3 separate regions of the Mus musculus genome follow, and all the other regions are linked to region 1. The links are chromatin loops, found by intact Hi-C in ENCODE. Cell type or tissue: left cerebral cortex. All regions are shown on one strand.

The links. A loop is a pair of places that touch in the nucleus more often than their neighbours do. Peaks named below come from ENCODE experiments on the same cell type or tissue, not always from the same donor. Only the 100,000 strongest peaks of a DNase experiment are listed, where the experiment ranks them.
Region 2: it touches region 1 in a loop (2.7-fold over the local background); 13 of 42 quality-filtered maps call a loop at or near these places.
Region 3: a loop joins it to region 1, with 5 times the contacts of the local background. A loop is called at or near these places in 8 of 42 quality-filtered maps.

The regions. Positions count from the first base shown.
Region 1 is chr8:110,843,179-110,851,178 of GRCm38, reverse strand. It overlaps Sf3b3 (splicing factor 3b, subunit 3), which reads left to right and starts at 4,376. Exons shown (of 26, transcript NM_133953.2): 1 at 4,376-4,504; 2 at 6,580-6,716. The coding sequence starts at 6,647. It overlaps Cog4 (component of oligomeric golgi complex 4), which reads right to left and starts at 4,155. Exons shown (of 19, transcript NM_133973.2): 1 at 3,970-4,155; 2 at 1,229-1,311. The coding sequence starts at 4,128. In left cerebral cortex, CTCF peaks have their summits at 4,092 and 4,746; DNase peaks (open chromatin) are centred at 3,419, 4,193 and 4,360; H3K4me3 peaks cover 2,488 bases; H3K27ac peaks cover 1,733 bases.
Region 2 is chr8:110,641,683-110,649,682 of GRCm38, reverse strand. It overlaps Vac14 (Vac14 homolog (S. cerevisiae)), which reads right to left. Exons shown (of 19, transcript NM_146216.3): 10 at 3,865-3,925. Among named protein-coding and RNA genes, the nearest start is that of n-TGgcc10, 14 kb to the right of the region's middle. In left cerebral cortex, a CTCF peak has its summit at 3,423 (motif pointing left); DNase peaks (open chromatin) are centred at 811, 3,414 and 7,221.
Region 3 is chr8:110,994,164-111,002,163 of GRCm38, reverse strand. Ddx19a (DEAD box helicase 19a) reads left to right here and starts at 4,341. Exons shown (of 12, transcript NM_007916.2): 1 at 4,341-4,497. The coding sequence starts at 4,441. It overlaps Gm51551 (a long non-coding RNA gene), which reads right to left. Exons shown (of 3, transcript XR_003947457.1): 2 at 6,616-8,000; 3 at 5,708-6,221. In left cerebral cortex, a CTCF peak has its summit at 3,773 (motif pointing right); DNase peaks (open chromatin) are centred at 3,906 and 4,330; H3K4me3 peaks cover 1,665 bases; H3K27ac peaks cover 1,198 bases.

The DNA.
Region 1 (8,000 bases):
AGTAGGAGGATTGAGCTAAGCAAATGCTCTAGCACTGAACCACACTCCCAGCTTTCTCTTTGCTTGCTTTGAAATGAGGTCTGATGTGGGCCAAGATGGCTTCAAACTCGCTGTGTAAGCAGAAAATAACCTTGGACTCTTGATCTCTTATCTGTGCTTTCCAAATATTAAGTATTAAAGGTGTGTATGGAACCACAGACAGGGTCTCTCGTTCCCCTCTACCCTTCTGAATCAGGTTTCAAGCTGGCCTCAAACTGAGATCCTATTTCAGCTTCCTGAATGCTTAAGATTATAGGCATCCACCACAATGCTCAGCAAATATAAGATTGGTAAGAGCAGTAGTTCTTAAACTTGAACTGCAAATCAGAAACACCTGGAAGATGTACTAAAATACATATTTCTGGGCCTCAACAACAAAGCCTGTAATTCAGGAAGATTAGGGTGAGGGTTCCAGAATTTGCATTCCTTTTCTTTTATATATATTTTTTTGGTTGTTTTGTTTTTGTTTATTTTAGATAGGGCTTCTCTGAAACTCACTCTTCGTAGTCTACGTTGACTTAGACTCAGAGATCCACCTGCCTCTGCTTCCCCAATGCTAGGATTAAAGGTGTACGCCACCACTGCCCAGCCACAATTCATATTTCTATTAAGGTTCCAAGTGGGTCAAGGAGATTATTTTTGATTTGTTTTTTGAGAAGGCTAGAAATAGCCAAGTTTAGCTTCTTAGTTCACTATGTAGCTACAGTTAGCCTTGAGCCCCACATCCACCTGCCCCTACTTCCTAAGTTGTGTAGCACCGTGCCTGGTTGGAGTCTAAAGCCAAAGTTTTTTTTTCCTTTTTTAGACAGGGTCTCATGTGTTCCAGGCTGGCCTTGAACTCCTGATAATTCTATCTCTCCCTCCAAGGGTTGATTAAAGATCTGAGCCACCATTCACAGTTCCAAGGACCTGTTGATAACTCTCAAAGTGTATATCCTTAGGTGCTTACTGTGAGCTACTGTTCCTTTCCATTTTAAATGCCTATCAGGTAATAAAACACTGTTAGAAAAAAGAATCCTTTTTTTTCCTTTCTTGTGACAGTACCTTGCTCTATAACCAAGGCTGGCCTCGAACTTGCAGCAAGCTTCCCACCTTAGCTTCCCAAGAGACTGGACTATGGGGCTAGGAAAACTAACTTTATCCTGTGGTCCTACTGGAATGTACAACTTTTGCTGTGGTACATACTCACCCCATCCTGTGGAGAGTGACCATCTTACTTTCAATGGTGTTCTGCTGTTCCAAAAGAGCATCCAGTTCTTTCTCCACCGCTTTCTGAAACAGACAAACACCATCAGAAGGGATATAAGTAATTTCCTTTTTAAGTGACTAGGGGATTAAACTCAAGATCTTGTACATGCTAGGCAAGTGTTTAAATATTACACTCCATCTCTACCCCTAGGTAGAAAGAACTTTAAGAGTTATCTAAATTAAGCCAGGTGAAATAACATAAATCTTACATGCCAGCATTAGGAGGAGGCATCTGGACCTCTGTGTTTGAAGCCAGTCTTGCATACATATTTAGGACAACAAGTACTACATAGAGACCCTATCTCAAGACAACAAACAAACTTATAACAAATACATTTATATAACTCAACACAGCTAAAAGGTGAATTTCAATTCAAAAATTTTTCCCTCCCACTACAGTCCCTTTGGACTTCAATGCTGCTTTGGTTTTGTTGGACTAAATAATTGGCTGTGTACTTTTTCTCATGCTTGTTTTGATGCAAGGTCCCCTGTAACTCAGGATGGTTTCTCACTTGTTCTGAAACATGGGATGACCTTGAATTCTTCTTTCCTTTCTCTTCAAGTGCTAGGATTATGCATGTGCATAACGCCCCCCCCCCCCCCCCGTTTGTTTTTCAGTATATCTTATTCTATCTAGCAGATGACTAACACAATGGAAACAAATAAATATTCAACACTTGTGCAGTGTTCTAAACAATGACGCTATAAAATGTAGTGGCTCATCCAGATGTGTGATGTTCCCTTGTTATTCCACATTCAGGAGGCGGGCAGGAGGAACAGAAGTAAATGCCAGTTTTGACCATGTAGGCAATTTGAGATCCTGTCTCAGAATCAAAACAAGGACTGGAGGAGGACTCCTCCCTCCAAGTCTGATGACTAGAATTTGATCGTCTGCATTCACACAGCAATTTTGAAGTTGTCCCCCAACTTCTACACTTGTGCTATGACACACTTGCTTCCTCATACACATACACTTTTAAAAGGAACAAAATAAAATATAGTAGCTAAAGAAATGAAATTGCCAAAGAGACCATAAATTTCTTTTTTTTTAATCCCTTCTTTCTGCATACTTAGTGTTCAGAGGGGGTGATTATATTTCTACGCCAGTGAAGCTATTTATTTATTGTGCTACCTCAATTTATGCACCTTTGAGACAGGAGTTTTGTGTAGTTCATGAATTTTAGATCCTATTGCTTCAGCCTCTTGCATGCTGGGATTACAGGTATACAGCATATTTAGCTCAATTTCTGGTTTTTTTTTCCTATGAAGTAAGGAGAGCAATATGTACCTCATCGGATTTCAATATGTACCTTATAGGATTTCTGTGCAAATAAAACAGGATAATAAAGGCACATAACACAGTGTGCAGAAAACAGTTCCACAGTCTTAGCTAAATAGTTTAATAAAGGCAGTCTTAAGACGGATGCAGAGGAAAATTTGCAGTCATTAAAAACAAACACAAAGCCAACGCTACTACATTTTATAAGACCGCAAAAATTTCCCCAATGTATTAATTGCTTCAAAGAATATAGACTTAGGAATGTTAAGTCAAGAGCACTCAACTTTAAACCACTACTTGTGTGGGAACTGCTGGAGCAGATGCAAGGCAGTACTTGAAAACATTCAAAGGTAGTAACAACTCTCTTTTCCTCTATTCAGAGCGCTTTGAGAGCTGCATGACATTAATCCCAGCACTTGAGTGACAGCGGCAGGCAGATTACTGAGTTCACTGCAAGCCTGGTCTACATAGTGAGTTGCAGGCCAGGTAGGGCTAGATAGTTAGAGCCTATCTAAAAAGAAAAAAAAAAAAAGTTCCCTGGGAAAAACAGCTGCCAAGGTTTTTAGGTGAGAGGTTACATCTTCTGACTTGCAAGGAATCCATCCACGAACTGACAGCACCAGACTGCCATGGAAAAGAAACAAACGTATATAAAGAGATATAGCATGCTATTAATAGAAAGGAAGCCGAATCCTTTCCACACCTGTTACTTGATTGACCACACATCCGAGGTACAAGAGATGAAATCACTTGTCCGAGACCAGACAGCTGCGCCTTAGTCTTAAAACTTCAAAGTCCTAACAGGGAGATTTCAAACTTCTAGGGAGTTGTGAGCTCGCCTATAATGCCAGTAGCTTGAGAGGTTGCTCTAGGAAGGTAGCCAATTTGAAGACAATATGGGCAACACCGAGGCCGTCTCAAAATAAGAAAACATCCAAATGCCTACACTTAACTGAAATGCTAAAAATACACACATAATCATTTCTTCCAAGAGAAAAAGTCTTAGACCTTCAAGCTAAATAGAAAGGAACTTCTCCTTTAAATGAGTCGAGAAGAAACTTTCGTAACTTTTCACTTCCCAAGCCAAAGCAATTCTTATTCTGAAGTCAAGCCAATTCGGTATACACATATGTATGTGTGCATGTAATACATACATGTACGCGCACACACACACACCACTTCCAGTTTTACTCGTCAGGGAAATCAATACGGAGGCAGACCAAGGAAGTAGTCCAGGTAACAGGTCAAATAAGCTTGAGTAGAACTGACAGGTGTACCCAAATGCCCAACTACATTAAAGCCTCTTGGGAAGCTGCTTTCTCGTTTTCCCTGGTAAAGCGATCGACACCCGTGATGCCCTCTGCCACCGGATCCTCCAGGAAAAAGGAGGTTCAGCTCCCCACCTCCTCGCCACAGAGTCGTTCGTACACAGCTTCCAGCTCCTGCAGCTCTGTCAGAGAGCGAATGAGCTCGGTGGAGATTTCGGAGCAGTGTCCTCCTCCCACCCCCTCCGGTGGCGGAGGAGCTCCTGACAATTTCAGCGGAGACTCCACCTCCGCCATCTTGGCTCCCGGTGGGCGCTTCCGGGCTTGCGAGGTCCCCTCTGCGTTGGCGCGGTGACCTTTGGGGCTGCCCACAGATATGCCCGATCAAAACCATTGGAAGTCTATTTTTAAAACTAACCTTCTATTTTACAGAAAACTTACCGTAACGTATAAATTTTAGATAACTCATTAGTCTTCAGGTGCAAGATGAAAACATCCCAAATTTACATCTATTTATCAGGCGGGGGCTAGATACCTTTTTCCCGTCGCGCGGCACCCGAAGGCCCGTCTTGAAGGCTAATGGCGGACGCCGGCGGATCGGCAGTGGCGGTGGCTTAGGCCTTGAAGCGATTCAGCATCCGTCGGGTACCGAAGCCATCCTTCTTGCAGCAGGGTAAAGAAGTGGCCTCCCAGCTTCTCTGTCGCGGAGGAAGTGGAGAGCGCTCATAGGAGAGAGCTGCCCGGCACCTCGGCCGGAGCCGCAGGGGCAGTTTTAGGCCCGAGAGGTTCGGTAGGCGTGAGGTTAGGGAAATGCTTGCCGTGGGCAAATGGCCTCGTGGACTCTTCGCCCACTTGTGTCTTCAGAGTGGGAACGAGTCCTTTAAGGCTTGCGAGTTTAACGTGGTGGCACACTCGTGTATTTCCACCACGCGGGGGAGGTTGAGGAAGTGGGAGTCCCACCGAGGCTGCATAGGAAGACTCGAGATTGAAAGACTATTCAATCAGCAAGGGGTAAAAATTCTGTTTGTTCAAAATGTGCAACTATCAGAAACCGCCCGGGAGCCGGGGATCTGGTTTGAACTTGTGCATTTGGTAGTTAGGCAAAATGTTGTTTCTCCTCTGAACCTCTGTTTACTGTAAAAGAAAGAAAAAAAAAACCCGAAGGCTAATAGTACCCATTTGAAGACTGTGCAAGATAAAAAGGAGGTGATGGTGGAACCGGAGATTATAGGCAGAGGCGGGGGAGGAAGCTTTCCACGGTTTGGCTGTTACGGTTACCTGATACCGGATATTCCTCCAGGAAGCACCTCTTCAGTAAGCCAGGAGATCCGTTTGTTTTGGTGTTGAGTGAGTAGGTGCTCATTTTAATCCTCCAAACCTAATGGTAGAGAGCACTTGCCCAAGGCCATAGGTTTCCTTCTCGTAGCCTCAAACACGAAATTCTGCATACAGAGCCTTACGAGGCAAGGTACCATCTTCCCCCCTGTTAAAGCAAATGTCCAAAGTCATAACATCACGTTCGCTGCTTATGGTGCAGCCGGAACTCATCCGTGACAGCCTTGTAAATTGTGAGGTCCTCTACCCTCAAGCTGCCAGTGCCAGTTCAACCTTTAGGGATAAGCCTTAGAGATATTAGTTTATTAGGTATTTTAGGACTAAATCTTAGAGGTATAACTTCATTTGCTTATATGTAGCGTTAACAGTTTCGCTAACTGAATTATAGTGTAGGCATTGAGTAAGATTCTCGGTATCTGTAGCAGAAAGCTGTCTTGTTGGTTTCTCAAAAAAATTCATCCTTTGGTTAAAGACAGCACATAAAATATGCAATAAATATATGTTCTTGAACATGCACATATATAAGCATATGGAAAGATGTAAGTTTGGTAAGATTTATAACCCAGAGAGAGAATGGGGTCTCTGGGAAATGAATCTGAGGTTTTTAGAGCCTTGAATAATGTGGATGTGTAGACCCTTGAACTACAGCTAACTGTAGGTTCTCATTTGTCTGGCAAAAAAAAAAAAAAAAAAATCACAAAAGGCACGTTTGTTAATTGAGCAAGTTGTAGGTTCTGGCATTTAACCACTTGCTCTATGTTGTCCAACTGATAGGATTTTTGAGCTTAGGGTTCCCTTGACCATAAGAAGTTTGGTTTTGTTTGAGACCGGGCCTCTCTTTGTATCATAGGCTGGAACTGAGTGTGTGACTCAGGCTGGCACTGAACAGAGTGATTCTCTTTCCTCTGCCTCTCGAGTGCTAGGATTACAGAAGAGAGCCATGATTCCTGTCTTTTTTTTTTTTTTTTTTTTTTTTTTTTTTTAATACCTAAAATGGGTGTTGCTAGGTGTAGTGGCACACACCTTTAATCCCAGTGCCTGGAGGCAGAGGCAGGAGGATCTCTGAGTTCCAGGATAGCTATTTCTGAATTGTCCATTCTGGAATTCACTGCAGCTTATACTTATCTTACACTTGCAGATATCCTCCTGCCTCGGCCTATTGAGTGTTCATGCCAATGTGCAGGCTTTCATAGAATTCATGTGAAATGAAAAGCAAAAGATGTAGTATCCTAGAACGGTGCCCACCATATAAGTGGTGGTGTATTTTTCCCCTCTTGAGACTGCAGCCCGGGCCTCTGCGAGCTTAGGAGGCACGTCGAGAAAGCACTCTTAGCTCTGCCTGTTCTGATTTCAACAAGAAGTTCCCAGACAGGGCTTCTTTTAAAAACAACAATTCTGTTTTTGTGTCCGTAGTCTGCTTTGCCTTGAAACCGTTGCTGTAACCAAGAGTTGACTGAGGGTCACAGCTTTGCTTGTCACCATGTTTCTGTACAACCTGACCTTACAGCGGGCCACTGGCATCAGCTTTGCCATCCATGGCAACTTCTCTGGTAAGTGCTACAGGTAGTGTTTTTGTGGATGGAAGTGAGTTACTATATATTTTGCTTGTCTTTTGTCAAAATGTTTCCCATTTACAAGAAAACAAATGTTGGTGTGTGTGGGGTTTGTGTTAAATTCTCGTGTATTATCTGTCACTCAGTTTCAGGGGCGTATCTTCCCAAATTGTGTGAGACGTGAGCTTTGTAAGTCACGGTAGTCACACTTTAGTCTAAAATGGCCTCTCCTGGTAGTCCTCTTCCAGCTTCCCAGAGCTGGTTCTTAATTTGACATCAAATTTGATATAAAGAATATGGGTGTCATAGTTGATGCCTGTAACCTAACACTCTGGAGGTGAGGTACTACTACTGTGAGCACGAGTTCTGGCCAGTCGGAGCTTGAGGCTAGCCTGAGATGCATTGTTTTGTTTTGCTTTGTGTTTCAAGACAGATTTTTTTTCTGTGTATCCCTGACTGTACTGGTAATGACTGTATAGATCAGGGCGGCCTCAAACTCACAGAAATCCTCTCACTTCTGCTTGAAGTGCTGGAATTAAAGGTGTATACCACCACTGCCCAGCTAAGATAACATAGTCTTAAAAAAATAGGACTCACAGATCCAAGAACAGCACTTGTTGCTGAAGCCTGACAGACAGGTTTTGATTTTTAGGGCCCAGTGTAGGAGAAAACTGACTTCTGAGAGTTGTCCTCTGGCTCACACATGCACCATAGAACTCACAGTCACAGTGCACACATACACAGCATTGTTACAGAGTTAAAAACCACAGGCTGGAGAGATCCTCCTTTGAGTCTTGCTGTATAAGTATAGGGACTTGAGTTTGGATCCCTAGAACATACATAAAGCTAAATTTGGTAGCTTTATTGTAATCCAATACTCCAATGTAGGAGTATACTGTAATCCAATGTAGGGTAGCTTTCAGGCCAGCTTGCCTGGTGTATGCAGTGGCTTACAGGAGACCCTGTGTTATACAAGGTGGAAGGTGAGGGCTAACTCCTGGGATTGTCCTCTGACCTGCCCACGTGTGCTTGTGGCACATGCTCACCTGCACTTACACAATGCACACATACATCATACACACAAACACAGAGCCATATGTGGAGGTGAAAGTTAGCATCAGCATTGTGGGTGGAGCTTACCAAGCAAGCGTCAGGATCCGGATCCGTGCACAACCACACGATTATCAGGAACACATGCTTCCCAGTTGGGTATATTGCTGGCCAGTCTTAGGACAATAAAGGTTTTGTTTTTTTTTAACTTATGTAACCCTTTATAAAAAG
Region 2 (8,000 bases), 200 kb after region 1:
GTGTGGGTGTGTACTTTCCTACACAGCTGTCATTAGACTTTCTAAAGGCTGGTGACCACTAAGAGGCCAGTGACCAGGAACAACCTTCCCTCTAACCACTGCTCGTACTTGGCTATCTGGGTAGTGCTCTGGATAAGCAACACATGAGAAGATGGGAGGGCAGCTTGTTTTGTGACACCCTGAACGATGCCATCTGTGGGAGCTCAGTGGCCCTGGAGGGAGCTGGCCAGAGGCTCTGAATGTCCGATCTGTTCTCATAATTCCTGTGGCTGCTGCTTCTAAGCACAGGCAGGGCTGCACTCGACGATGCTGCCACAAGATGGTCTTCCTGCACCAGTGGAGCACATGGTGTGTTGTTTCCCTGCGTGTGTTCTTAAAAGGTTAGGTTTAGCATTGTCTCCTGAGTGACAGGTATGGTGAATTAAACTAGCTCCAGCTCGCTGGTTTGACCTGTAGAGAAGAAATCAAGTCTCTGTAGGCCTGTCCAGCTGAGCATGTTTTCAAACTGAAAGAGAAGTGGTAGAAGGTTGTGCCACCCCTGCAGTCCATCAGTCACACCGTATATGTTCCTCCATTTCACTGTCACCCCCTGAAGCATGACAGTCTCTGCAGCCCAGAGTACAGTGCTAAGTAAGTCAGACAGGGTTTTTTTTTGGCTATAAGTGGGAGCTCATAAATCCCCTTACAGACTCCACCATTCTTCCGAGCCCAGTGCTCAGACCTCCCGGACTCACGTATGCCCTATATGCCTGCCCATTCCTCCAACCCTGAGTTCCAAAACCCAGTGTCCACACTGAGCTTCCTCCCTGAGGATGCCTTGCATGACTGGGTGGAGTCTAGATAGTCTGAGTCACACTTTTTTTCTCCTTGCAGTCCAACTTAGGAATGAGCCAGCACAATCTGGTTTAGCATTAGCTAACACCTAGAGGCCGCCCTTCCCATCCCTCTCATCTGCTCCATCCTGTCCATCAGAAAAGCTGCCAAAACTGCATGGTACTGGTACAGTGACAAACAGGTAGATCAATGGAAATGAATACACACACCTAAGGTTACTTGATCTTTGACAAGGGAGCTAAAAATCATCCAATGGAAAAAAGACAGCATTTTCAACAAATGGTGCTGGCACAACTGGCAGTTATCATGTAGAAGAATTCGAATTGATCCATTCTTATCTTCTTGTACAAAGCTCAAGTCTAAGTGGATCAAAGACCTCCACATAAGACCAGAGACACTGAAATTAATAGAGGAGAAAGTAAGGAAAAGCATCGAAGATATAGGCACAGGGGAAAAATTCCTAAACAGAACAGCAATGGCTTGTGCTGTAAGATCAAGAATTGACAAATGGGACCTCATAAAATTGCAAAGCATCTGTAAGGCAAAGGACACTGTCAATAAGACAAAAAGGCCACCAACAGATTGAGAAAGATTTTTTACCAATCCTAAATCAGATAGGGGACTAATATTCAATATATTCAAAGAGCTCAAGAAGCTGAACTCCAGAAATTCAAATAACCCTATTAAAAATGGGGTTCAGAGCTAAACAAAGAATTCTCAACTGAGGAATACCGAATGGCTGAGAAGCATCTGAAAAAATGTTCAACATCCTTAATCATTAGGGAAATGCAAATCAAAACAACCTTGAGATTCCACCTCACACCAGTCAGAATGGCTAAGATCAAAAATTCACGTGACAGCAGATGCTGGCAAGGATGTGGAGAAAGAGGAACACTCCTCCACTGCTGGTGGGATTGCAAGCTTGTACAACCACTCTGGAAGTCAGTCTGGAGGTTCCTCAGAAAATTGGACATAATACTACCAGAAGATCCAGCAATACCCCTCCTGGGCATATATCCAGAAGAAGTTTCAACTGGTAATAAGAACACATGCTCCACTATGTTCATAGCAGCCTTATTTATAATAGCCAGAAGCTGGAAAGAACCCAGATGTCCCTCAATAGAAGAATGAATACAGAAAATGTGGTACATTTACACAATGGAGTACTACTCAGCTATTAAAAACAATGGATTCATGAAATTCTTGGACAAATGGATGTATCTGGAGGATATCATCCTTCATGAGGTAACCCAATCACAAAAGAAGTCACTTGATATGCACTCACTGATAAGTGGAATTAGCCCAGAAACATAGAACACCCAAGATACAATTTGCAAAACACAAGAAAATCAAGAAAAGGAAAGATCAATGGGTGGATACTTTGTTCCTCCTTAGAATAGGGAACAAAATACCTGTGAAAGGAGTTACAGAGACAAAGTTCTGAGCTGAGATGAAAGAATGGACTATCCAGAGACTAACCCACCTGGGGATCCATCCCATAATCAGCCACCAAACCCAGACACTATTGCATATGTCAGAAAGATTTGCTGAAGGGACCCTGTTATAGCTATCTCATATGAGGCTATGCCAGTGCCTGGCAAATACAGAAGTGGATGCTCACAGTCATCTATAAGACAGAACACAGGGCCCCCAATGGAGGAGCTAGAGAAAGCACCCAAAGAGCTGAAGGGGGTCTGCAACCCTATAGGTGGAACAACATGAACTAACCAGTACCCCCCAGAGCTCCTGTCTCTAGCTGCATATGTAGCAGAAGATGGCCTAGTCGGCCATCATTGGGAAGAGAGGCCCCTTGGTATTGCAAACTTTATATGCCCCAGTGCAGGGGAATGCCAGGGCCAAGAAGCGGGAGTGGGTGGGTAGGGAAGCAGGGCAGAGGGAGGGTATAGGGAATTTTCGGGATAGCATTTGAAATGTATATAAAGAAAATATCTAATAAAAATAAATAAATAAAAAGACACGAGAAAACAAACAAAAAACAAAACAAATAGGAAAAGCTGCCAAGCCTCCTTCTCAAACACATCTTCCATCCTGCCAGCTTCTCAGTCTAAGCTGTTGTCCCTTCTCCCCAGCCACACGACCTTCCCCTAAAACCATTCTGTATAGAGTAGCCTATTTCCTCAATCTTCTTCATCCCTAAAATAGATATAATGGTTCTGTCAACCCCAGGACTAGCAGACCCAATGGTCTGACCAAGGTAAGCACAGAGCCCGGCTGTGGGAGCACTTCACCATTCACAGTGGCTTGGTCCCCTACCCCTTTACAGTTCTCCTGTCTCCTAGAAATCTGCTGGTTACTGTGTTGTCTGCCATTAAAGTGTATTGAAGTCAGGATCATATTTAAGGGCTGACTTTTTACATTTTCTCCATTGGCTCCCCAGGCAATGGCTCAACGTTGAGTTCAGAGGAAATCACTGTAGAAATGTCATCCACCTTAGGCACAGGTGCTAATGCTTCAAAGAAGCAGCTCCAGCAGGCAGGTCAGCAGACACAGCCCACGGGAGAACCATGACAGTTCTCTCCCAAGGGGTTGGCAAGGCAGGCTATGACTTTGCTCCCTGGCCTGCACTGCCCCCCCGTGGAAGCCTGTCCTATGACACCTATCCTGGGAGAAGGTGGGACCGTTCTGGTGCCTGTGCCTGGATCACTCTCTCGCCTGCTGTGCCCTTCCTTCCTTCTTCTTCTCCATGCCTCCCCTGCCCAGAGTCGGCCTTGCCTTGGATAAAGAAAAGATGTTGGCAAAGGGAACTGCAGCCCCAAAGCCATCACCACACACGGCTGGGTTTCTAGGATGTGCATCTACAGACCTCCAGTGGCTTCCCATCTTTCCCAAAGGCCTTCTGTCCAGAGGCACCGGGGAGAGGGTGCCTGTGGCCCTTCAGGTTTCCTCAAGTATCTCCTCTGTGTATCAGAAACTCCCCCAAGAGTGGCCTCAGACAGTTTCCTTGGGTCTCTGCTGCAATCTCTTGCACCCAGAAAGACTTAGACCACTGGCTTTTCACAAAGCACTTACTTGGCTGAGGTGAAGACATTGATGCCACTTCCAAAGCTGGAGTCACAGGAACCTGGACCTCCTGTGGGAAGAAGAGGGACAAGGTGATGCTTCCTGAAGCCTGCCTACTTGTCTGTAGAGACAAGACCCTGTTCTCTCCTCCTCAGCACCCACTCCTCCACTGAGGCTCCTGAGAAGGAAGCCAAGGATCCAGCACTTTTACAGGCCCCAGTGCTCAGCTAGGCTCAGGGCTCTCACAAGCTGGGGACACACTCATGCTGAATACAAATGGGACATTTCAGAAAGGTCTGAAGGTCCAAGGGCAGTGGCTGTACATGACTTAGGTTATGTAACATCGTGGCCAGCAGGGAATGCAGGTCAAGTTCACAATATGATGCTATTTCTCATCCACAAGGAGGGCTAATGACGAAATGCAAGAAAATGCGAGTGTTGGCTAGGTACACATCACTGGTGGAAATGTGAAGTGGTGTTGCCACAGGCTGTACAACAGGCTGGAAGCTCCTCAGAAGTTAGACACAGGTGCCCAGCAGCTGTGGGCACCTGTGTGCCCTCTAAGAGCCCCACCCAAGAGCAATGCAAGTCTGTATCCTGTATCTTATGCTAGTGTGACCACCTACCATAGTCAAAAGGTGGGCAGAGCCCACATGCCTATGCATGGATAAACAAACTAAAATATTATTTAGCAATAAAGAGCAACAGGTTATATAATGGATGAACTTTGACATGCTGAGTCAAAGAAGCCAATTCCAAAACTACATAGCAAGATTCCATTCACTGGAAACGATTAGAATAGACGAGTCTGGAGACAGAAGGTAGGTTAGAGGTTACAGAGTGCTGGAGAATTTTGGGAGTATGGGGTGTGATGGGCAAGGACTTTAGGTTGTTGATGATGTCCTAAAATTGGCTGTGATAATTATACAACTCAGTGAATGAACAAAAGTTGCTAATTGTACATGTTCAGCTGGGTATGTAGAGTCTACAAAACCTCAATAAAAGGGTTAAAATGATTCTGGGAAAGAATTGTAACCTTGAACTCTGCACAAGTCCCTTAGCATGTGGCCAATTCAAAACCTTTACTATACTTAGCTTTCTGCTGCAAAACTCAAGCAGGACAGGACTGAGATAATCCCAACCTTTTTCTTTGGCGCTTAATTAAGTTATCTAAAGAGCCAAGACTTTGCGCATCTGGAAGGCTGCCAGTGGGCTCTCTTCTAACCCCAGTACTGGCCAGGCAATGGCCACAGCTCAGAGCATGAAGGAAAGGAGGAGGGGTCAGCAGCGTGAGGTGCTCAGATAAGGGGTCAGTACCACCATTCAGTGCTGAGCCAATGCAGCCCCAACAGGATGCACTGCAGACAAAGTACTTCGATTGCATCTTTCCCAAGTGCTTAACTTCAGGATGCATGAGAGAAATGTGAGTCCAACTCATGTGGAGAGGTGGTCAGCAAAGTGACCAGCCAGCCCTTCATAATTGTCAAGATTAGAGGTGATTCAGAGGACAGCAATTGGTGTAATGTGGAGTTTTACCTACAAAGGGACAGGAAGGGACAAATGGGGTCAGCAGTGTCCTAACATATTTCCAGACAGCTCAGAGAATATACATAAGGATCTCTTTATTCATTTTCTGTACACTTAAAGTGATCTTCTAAACTGAGGAGAATATATAGACTATGGCGTGGCAGTCGTGTGGGGCTGAGAAACTGAGGATACCTCCATGACTGCTCTAAACCAGACAATAGCAGGAGCCTGTGATTTTCCCAGAGTCACACACACACTGAGAAAGAACAAGAGGAGGCAGGGGGCAGACAGAGACGGAGAAAAAATTGTCATAGTTTCTGCCTGGGATTTTTGTCACAGTTACCTGCCCCCTGTATTCTAAATTTTCAGTGCTTCTCAGTCAGGCTTGAGTTCAAAATTTCTTGACAAGGGTGCATGGTGACAATTTCTCAACCAGGCCAACAGGCAAAAATTATAAAGGAAAAGACCTGAGAAGCTAATGGAAATTGAAACCTGATTTTAAAGTTGCTGGGAGAATACATTTATAATGCTTTCACTGTCAGAACCAACACAGAATCAACACAGCAAACAATTTCTCCAAGTCAAGCCAAGAAAAGTCACTCAGGGATGCATCTGCCTAACATGAATGAAGCCAAGGGTTTGGTTTCTGTTGCACACCCATGTGTACACATGTAACACACACACACACACACACACACACACACACACGCAAATAAAATAAAATAAAGGAAAGCAGCTGAAAGGTGAATGTTCAAGTTCTTGACAAAGCAGCTTATTCATTTCTGTAGCAAATGCTTCCATGGCTGTTGGGATGCATTGAGGAACACTTGTAAACAGGCAACAGATGTTAGCTCACTTACTGTGACAGGCTGACGGTGCCAGGACTGTCAGAATAGAGGTGAAGAAGGCAGGCAAGGTCAGAAGATTTGCTCTAACAGGCCCAGGGCTGGGTGTCACTGTGCAGCATTCTGAGGAGGGCAAGCTGCTCTAAGAGGCCAGGAACTGCAGGAAATCGTCTGACTGCAGAGTAAGATGTTTTCGCTCACTCACCAGGGCCTGAACATTTAAGAGATGCCTCACTGCCATGGAAGGCTGGGAGGGAGCTCAGGCGTCTCCACACTGGAAGTGCTTTTGCAGCCACTGGCCCTCCCAGGGTCAGTTCAGCACTATGGACTCACGTGGGAAGTGCCCCATTCTACAGGTTCCTGCACATGCTAAGCAAGTGCGCCATGACTAGAGCCACACCTCCAGTCACTCTTCCTGCTTTTAGCTGGAATTTTCTATAAGGAGGAGCTGTCCTTTCTTTGTCACTCATTCATTCATTCAGCCATTTATATCAAACATTAGGGAGCCATAGATATTTCTTATGTGAGGTTTTGTTTCTTTTATTCTGACTTTTTAAAGACAAGGTCTCATGTAGCCCAGGCTGGCCTTGAATTCTCCATGTAGGGAGGATCAACCTTGATTTCTTAATCCTCCTGCCTCCATAGCCCAAGGATTACAGTGCAGCATCAATCCAGCTGTTCTGTTACAGATGATGACTAACATTGTCCCTACTGTCATTCAAAAGTTTTAAAGTTTACAAATAAAATATTTTCTAAAAATAACAAACCAAGTTTTTAGCCTATTCCAAAAATAGCCTATGGTCTTTCTTCCTCCTGGTAAAGGGGATCTTTATTTCTGTGTTAAGTAAGAGGCCCACACTGCCACCTGCCTTCTCTAGTCACAGGAGTGGAGGAGGGAAGGCTATGGCAGCAGGCCAAGCCTGTTGTGGCATTCACCCTACTTATGTCATGGTGCGCAGGGCCTGGAGGCAGGTGGAAAGAGGATGCAGCGAGTGATGGGAAAGGCAGGCTGACCCACGGTTAGGGTCCGTACCCCTGAAGTCCACCCTCCTTCTCTTATAGGAAGCTACATATCTGTGGATAAAATGTCAGGATACCAAGCCTGAATCTCCAATCGCCTCAGCCAGAGCCTCTGTTTCCACCCAGTCCCCTTCCATGAGCAACACAGAGCAGACAGACACGACTCGGCAGGAATGGCGCTCCCTCCTGCAACTCTGGCACTGCAGAGGCTGACATGGGAGGATGCAGAGTTGAATCCTGGCTTGGGTGACACAGCAAAGGCCTGTCTCAAGAAGAAAGAAGACAGGTGCAGGTAGAAACTCACCGTGAGGCAGTTTGCCACAGGATTATCTGCTCTACCAACGGATGCTTTGGCTAGTCACTTACTGGGGAGGTGGTTTGTGGAGGAAAACAGGACCTTTGTGTGATTTCCAGTATCTTCCTCAGTATAATTTTTTGCATAAGTATGTGTGTGTTGTGTGAATACATGTGTGAAAGTCCACTTTTGTGGACGACCCTATGTTTGCATGTGGAGGCCAGATGCAGATGTCAGGTGTCCTCCTTTTCATTTTCTGTACTGAGATATGTTTTCTGCTGAATATGGAGCCTGCTGATTAGACATGGCTAGCTAGCCACTTCTTCTGGGGATCCTGTTTCTACCTCCCTAGAACTGATGTGTGCCACCATGTCTACCTTTTATGTCAGTCCTGGGGATCCAAACTCTAGGCCTCACGCTTTACCTACTGAGCCATCTCTTCAGCTCCGATCCAGTCT
Region 3 (8,000 bases), 150 kb before region 1:
CAAATGTGTTATGATCCTTGTTTCATGGATAGAGAAACAAGCACAGAGAGGCTATGTGAATTGCCCTTCAACTCCCCCATAGTCAAAGTCCCCTAGACTTTGGTTCTAGGCCCCCACACTCTTAACATATTTGTCTCATGCCATTTTAGAACTGCTTTTATTTATTTTTTTAAAGATTTATGTATATGAGTGTGCTATCTGTATGTAAACCTGCATGCCAGAAGAGGCCATCAGATCCTAGTATAGATGGTTGTGAGCTACCATGTGGTTGCTAGGAACTGAACTAAGAACTCTGGAAGAGTAGACTGCTGCGCCATCTCTCCAGCCCCAACAACTGCTTCTTTAGTGTATGTTCTCCCCTGTACTCTAGGCAAGTATGTCTTTACTACTGAATTCTGAGATTGCAGCAGCAGGGGTTGCAAAGAACTGTTCTGTGTTACTGTGTCTTCCAATGTTTAACCTTGAGAAAATGCTTCACAATCATTTTCTCTACAGTTAACTTACTGCTGGGAATCAAACTCAGGCATCCCTTAGGCTGGGCAAGTGCTCTGTGATGACTCAGCTACATCTCCACCCTTTATACTTTTATTTATTTGTTTGTTTTTTTTTGTTTATTTATTTGTTTATTGATCGATTGATTATAGCCTTTACTGGCCTGGAAGTAACTATGTAGACCAGGCTGACCTCAAATTCATAGAGATCTGTCTGCCTCTGCCTCTCAACTGTGGGATTAAAGGTGGTGCCACTGTGCCCGGCTTCCTTTATATAATAATTTGAAAAGCTAAACAGTTATTCTACAACCTGATATAATCCCTCCTTTATTTTCTGAATCTTTATAGCATCCTGTTGTCCCTTGCCATCCTGTTGCTTACTGCATGTAGGGGCATCTGCAGTGTAAAGAAGCAGAAAATTCACTTACTGATTTGCTCCCTCCCTGACTCGAGCACCAGCTATTGTGCCCCAGCGTGGATAGACTGCAGGGTAATCCAGCGGTGGAGAGACACCATGGATAGGGTATCCAATGGTGAATCTGGGACTCTGTGATGAAAACAAAATGCCTCACAGATGAGGAAAAGGTGACAGTTCCGTCCACCCAGCAGGTGATGCAGCCCAGGAGCAGATAAGTGTCCAGAAAAGGACATTGTCCTCCAGTAATTGGTTGGCTCATTAGGCTTTGGCTAGTCAGATGCCAACAATGTTCTAAGATGCATACTTACTGAGTTGGTTGGTGTAAAGAAAGCCAGCCACTTCCTCTCCCAGGTTTTGGGTTTGTGCTGTAGAACTGAGTTGCCCTAAAATCAGAGGTCAGATTTGCAAGTTGGTTAGGCCTTTTTTTTTTTTAAGAATTATTTTATGTATATGAATACAGGGTAGCTGTCTTCAGACACATCAGAAGAGGGCATCCCATCCCATTACAGATGGTTTTGAGCCACCATGTGGTTGCTGGGAATTGAACTCAAACCACTGGAAGAGCAGTCAGTGCTCCTAACCACTGAGCCATCTCTCCAGCCCTGTTTAGGTTTATTGATGTTAGAATTAACTTCTGGACCATGAGTTTTGTGAACTGGGAAATAGAGATGACATAAGTGTTGCAGAGAACTAAATGATTCAAACAAATTGTGTATAATGGGGTTTTTGTTTGTTACTTGTTTTGCTTTGTAGACAGGGTTTCTCTGTGTAGCCCTGGCTGTCCTGAAATTCACCCTGTAGACCAGGCTGGCCTCAAACTCAGAGATTTGCTTACCTGTCTCTCGAGTGCTGGGATTAAAGGCATATTTTGACCATGCTCAGTTCAGAATGAGGGGTTTCTAAAAATGTTAACTTAGCACCACTTGTAGACCTCCTGGCTAAAATGGAGTGTAGATGTTAAGTCATGTGGTCATGTACAGAGGAGTCAGAACTTGTCTAAGTGCAGGCTCTTTGGTGGGAACTATCAGAAAGTGCCTTCTCTTTGGCCTCTGGTGTGGAAAAAGGAGTCATTGTGGGTGTACTCCCTTTGAGGTGTGCAGGCTAGCTGTGAGCTGGAAATGAATGTTCTGGCAGAAGGTAAGGTATAACCCAGAGTTGTTTCCAACAATAGCTGAGTAGATTCATTGTTTCATTTGGGCTTTCAGCCAACACCGCCAGAAATCAACCTCATAGTGGATGCAGGTGGTATGAAAGAATTTTTTTAATTCATTAAATGCAGGAGTCGTGGTACATGCCTGTAATCCCAGCACTCGGGAGGCAGAAGTAGCAGAATTTCTGAAAGTTCAAAACTATCCTGTTCTACATTGAGAGTTCCAGGCCAGAAGGAAGGAAGGAGGAAGGAAGAAAAGGTTAGGAAAGGAAGCAAGCCAGATGGGTGTGAGAAGGCTCGGCTGATTCCATGACAAGCTTCAGATTGGCAGTTAAGGAGACGAGGTCTAAATCTCTGTCTCCAAGAACTGGGCAATTCCAGGCAAGTCCAGGCCTCACAAGCTGCCCTGCCACCTGGCCTGAGGCAAGGACAATGGGTCAGCAGCAGTTTCCAGACTTCCTCAGCCCCCCACACCCTGGTAATAGAATAGAGATGAACCCAACAGATTAACATAGAGGTCACCTTAACCCAGGATTCCCTAATATGCTTTAAATCAGGCCTGCAAGCTCACTTGGGTCTCTTTTCTCTCTCTCTCTCTCTCTCTCTCTCTCTCTCTCTCTCTCTCTCTCTCTCTCTCTCTCTCGGTCATGGGGAGACCCAAGCATGCTGAACTTGTACAGAATAAAGAACACTTTGCATTTACAATCTATTTGAGTTGGTGTGTGTGTGTGTGTCATTCTTCAGCAAATTATGGACCCTTAGAGTGGTGATGGTGCCTAACTTTAATCCCAGCACTCGGGAGGCAGAGGTAGGCAGATCTCTGAGTTCAAGGCCAGCCTGGTCTACAGAATGAGTTCAAGAACAATCGAGAGCTACACAGAGAAACCCTGTCTTCACAAACCAAACCAAACCAAACCAAACCAAACCTAAATATCTTGCAAACCTAAGACAAGTCAAAACTTGAACTTCTTAATTGTTGTCAGACACTATGTCTTCTCTAAGAAGTATGTCCCAGCAGATACATGAAGAAATAGCCATGTTCTTGGTACTAGAATAGGTATGCTTGGTAGTGCAATTTCAAGAGGACAATGGGCAGTTAGACTCAAAATATATGCATTTTGAGACTAGGTCTCCTGTAGCAGAGACTGGCCTTGCACTCTCAATCTTCCTCCTACACCTCCCAAGTACTGGAGTTAAAAGTGTTCACTACCATTCCATTAAAATTTTGCACTATTTTAAGAGCATCCTTTTTGTGAAGTGCCTAAGTCATTCAAACAGCTTTACACAACTATCATGACTTAAAATGTATCCCAACAGAGGGAAAGTACTTCTCTTATCCCAGTATTTGGGAGGCAGAAAAAAAAAAAAAAAAGCCACGGGATACATGAAATTCTTGACTCAAAAAAAAAAACAAAAAAAAAAAAACAAAACTAAATACATATCCACACACATAGGATGTAACTCTGTTTTGTTTGTTTTTAATTGTTTTTTGAGACAGGGTTTCCTCTGTGTAGCCCTAGTTGTTCTGGAATTTGCTCTAGTGGCCTCTGCCTCCCAAATTCTGAGATTAAAGGCCTGTGCCACCTATGCTCAGATCATTTCATTCTTAGTTGTATGTATATGCATGTGTGTCTGCGACTGCAAAGGCCACTAGAGAGCGTTCTATTTTTTTAAAAAATATTTATTATTTATATGTAACTACACTGTAGCTGTCTTCAGACACACCAGTAGAGGGTGTCAGATGTCATTACGGTTGGTTGTAAGCCACCTTGTGGTTGCTGGGATTTGAACTCAGGACCTTCGGAAGAACAGTCAGTGCTCTTAACCGCTGAGCCATCTCGAGAGAGAGCGTTCGATCCCTTGTAATCTAGGTGTTGGAGATTATTAAGGAGGAAACCGAGTTCAAGGTAGCCTTGTTTTAAAACAAGATACCTAGTTTCAAAACCAAAAAATGGGTAAGTATTTTGGTTATGAAATGAAGCGATTGGGCGAGTACTAAGTAACTCTGCAGAGCTCTAGGACGTTAACTCAATTAGATCGCACCTAGCGAGATGGAATTTTTTTTTTTTTTCCTCCTCTTTTTAGCATTTCGAGACAGGGTTTCTCTGTGTGGCCCTGGCCGTCCTGGAACTCTCTCAGTAGATCAGGCTGGCCTCAAATTAAGAAATAAGCGACTCAGGACCTTAAAGTGCTAAGCTCCGCATGCTTATCTTCCTGGGGGCGGAGCGTGGGTGGAAGACGGACGCGCGGGGCAGGAACTGACGTCAACTCCGCGCGGGTCTTTTTCCGCTCCGTGTGAGTGGCACTTGGCGCGGGCTTGCGTTCGGCGCTGGTGTTGGCGGGGCGCGGAGCATCTCTGCAGGTCGGCTCGCGTCGGGACCATGGCCACCGACTCATGGGCGCTGGCGGTGGACGAGCAGGAAGCCGCTGTCAAGTCGGTCAGTGGCCTGGTGGGGATTAGGGGACTGAGGCGGACATGGTTTCCAGCACGGGGACCTCAGAGCCGGGCCAGCCCGCGCTCGCTGGAGTTTGCTGTGGGCGATCACTTAGCGCGGCGGATTTGCTCCGACAGCGAAGAAAACCCGCAGCGAGCTTCTTATCCGAGTTTGGACTGAAAAGTTGCTCCCATGGTGACATTGTCTTTATTAAGTGTGTGAGGCCCCAAACTGGCCCTTCTCTTGACCTCTTACAAGAAATGGCAACATAAAATTCTCTCTTTTTTTCGTTGTTGAGGGGTAGTTTTTGAGTGAGTTTATGCTGCCTTTCCCCTAACAGCCCCACATTCATGCTTAACCGCCAAGCGGCAGTTTGTAGCTCGCCAGAATAACGGGTTTTGTTTGTGTTAATGCTTCACTTAGCAACAAATGCAAACTGTCTAGTTGCTATTTTAAGTGTCGTATAGTTTTTGTTAGATTGTTTTTGTGTTTTTGGAGGGGTGCGTTGGTGGGTTCGAGACGGTGTAGCCCAGGTTGGCCTCTGACTTGCTAATTAGCTGAGACTGGCCTTGAGAGCTCTTGCATCCCTATCCCTCCGCCTCCTCTTAAGTGTATGAGTTACAGCTTTGCTGCCTGTGTTTTTGACACAGCCCAACTGGCTTCACTATTTACCTCGGGGTCGCCTCAAATACTTTCTTTTAATATCTTATGTTTTCTATGTGTGTGTATGGGTGTTTTGCCTGTTCGTATCTATGCACCACACTTGAGCCTACATATGTTAGAAGAGGGTTTTAGATCCCCTTGGAACTGGGATTTACAAACTGTTGTGAGCCACCATGTGGCGCTAAGAACCAAACCCTGGCCCTTCCGCAACAGCAGCGAGCTCTCTTAACTCTTAAACCAATTCAGCTGAAGAATGAGCAGTTGATTTTCTTTTTTTTTTTTTTTTTTTTTTTTTTTCCATTTTTTATTAGGTATTTAGCTCATTTACATTTCCAATGCTATACCAAAAGTCCCCCTTACCCACCCACCCCCACTCCCCTACCCACCCACTCCCCCCCTTTGGCCCTGGCGTTCCCCTGTACCGGGGCACACAAAGTCTGCGTGTCCAATGGGCCTCTCTTTCCAGTGATGGCCGACTAGGCCATCTTTTGATACATATGCAGCTAGAGTCAAGAGCTCAGGGGTACTGGTTAGTTCATAATGTTGTTCCACCTATAGGGTTGAAGATCCCTTTAGCTCCTTGGGTACTTTCTCTAGCTCCTCCATTGGGAGCCCTGTGATCCAGCAGTTGATTTTCTTAAGAAGCTCTCCTTATTCTTTGTTTTTAAAAGTTATTTGGATTTGCTTTGTGTATATCCTCGTATTTTGAACATGGATGTGCCGCATTCATGTGTGGAGGTCAGGAGGTAGCTTGTGAGGGTAGGTTCTCTTCCTCCAGTTTGTCAGGCCATCTTATGAACCCCATCTGAAGTTTCAAATCTAGTGATTATTCCTAAGACATAGTGACTGAATTTTTTTTCTTCAATTTAATTCTGTGTGTAGCCCTGGGTATCTTGGAATTTGCTCTGTAGACTCAGAGACGCACCTGCCTCTGCCTCCTGAGTGCTGGGACTACAGGTGTGTGCCACCATGCCTGGTGTAATTACATGTTTTGAGAAGAGGATCTCACTTTGATGTCCAGACTGGCTTCAAACCCCTGGAATCCAGTAATCTTCCTGTCTTACCTGGAATTGCAGGAAAGGACCACCATACTCACATGTTTGGCTTTTAAAAATGTACTATCAAAAACTGGGGAGTTAGTTTTGTAAATCACCCTTGCCTAGCCTGAATAAGGTCCTGGGTTGGAAACCCTAGCACTACAGGGGTTTAAAAAAATGTATGCCCCTAATCTCATTATGAGAGGACTGTCACCACAACTACTTAAACATCCTTGATTTGTTCAAACCATTCTGCTTATCAGGAAGCTGACGTAACCTCCTTGAGATAAGCCTCGCCACCACCCCACCCCCCCAGCATGCACATACCCCCCAGCATGCACATACCCCCCAGCATGCACATACCCCCCCAGCATGCACATACCCCCCAGCATGCACATACCCCCCCAGCATGCACACATACCATTCACCACACAGAGTTGTGAACATTTCCTGTTCAGAGAGGCAGGATTAATCATCAGGGTCTGTGTGTGGCCAGTGAATCCAGAACAAAGGATGCCAGGCTGTTTATTGACTGGCCGTTCCTAGCTATGGGTTACTCTTCACTCTCGAGAGAGCTGTGTGTTAACACATTTGTAACCAATCATGGTTTAATGGACTTGCTTCGTTTTTTTTTTGGTTTTTTTGTTTTGTTTTGTTTTCTTTCATCAGGCCTTCTGGAGGCTACTTTAATGTGGTTGAATTAGGAAACTCCAGATGGTCTTAAATGTTCAGACCATTCCAATGTATATTTCTGCTGATCCATGTGCATAAATGAGGACTAACCAACCAATGAAAAGTTCTGCTGTGTGATGCATCCCCAGGTCTGCTTGCTTTCTCATGACCTCTCTGCCATTAAAGGAGAAAGTGTGTTCACCTGCTTTTTCTCTAGAAAACCTGGTTCCTAAACTCTTTTTTTTTTTTTTTTAAAGATTTATTTATTTATTATATGCAAGTACACTGTAGCTGTCTTCAGACACACCAGAAGAGGGAGTCAGATCTCATTAGGGATGGTTGTGAGCCACCATGTGGTTGCTGGGATCCGAACTCAGGACCTTCAGAAGAACAGTCGGGTGCTCTTACCTGCTGAGCCATCTCACCAGCCCCTCCTAAACTCTTTTACTGTTGTGGTGGTCTAGATGAGATGTTCCCCGTAGACTTAGACATTTTAACACTTGGTCCCCAGTTGGTGCTGCTGTTTGGGGAGTCTTAGGAGCTTTGGCTTTGCTGGAGGAAGTATGTCCCTAGAGGCAGGCCTTGTGAACAGAAATTGCCTTATTTCGATACAGTTAAAGATTCGAGCCTTCAGCGTCTGATCTCAGTTGCTGTGCCTTTGCTCTGCCATCGTGGACTCTTATCCCTAGAATAACTGTAGAACCACAAGCCCAAGTGAAGTCTTCTGTAAGTTGTCCTGGTTATGCTGTTTCGTCACAGCAATAGGAAGTCAGTAATACACATGAGAGTGTGCATCTCCATTTCTCAAAGACCTACAGTAGGTCAGTCAGAGAGGGCAAGTTGGGGGGACAATACCACTGTCAAGTACAAGCGAGATCAGTACAGTGCCTCTAGGAAGAGTACCAGCACACCAGTACAGGTGTGTTGGTTCACACTTAATTTCAGCACTTGGGAAGCTGAAGCAGGTGGATCTCTGAGTTCAAGGACAGCCAGGGCTATGTACAAGACCCTGTCTCTAAACCAGTAACCCACGATGTTAACTTAGGGATCTGGGGGACAGACCCAGGGCTCTGGGAACATAAATCATTTGTCGTAGTTGCATTTGTCTTTGTTGATGCAAGATACAAATCCATG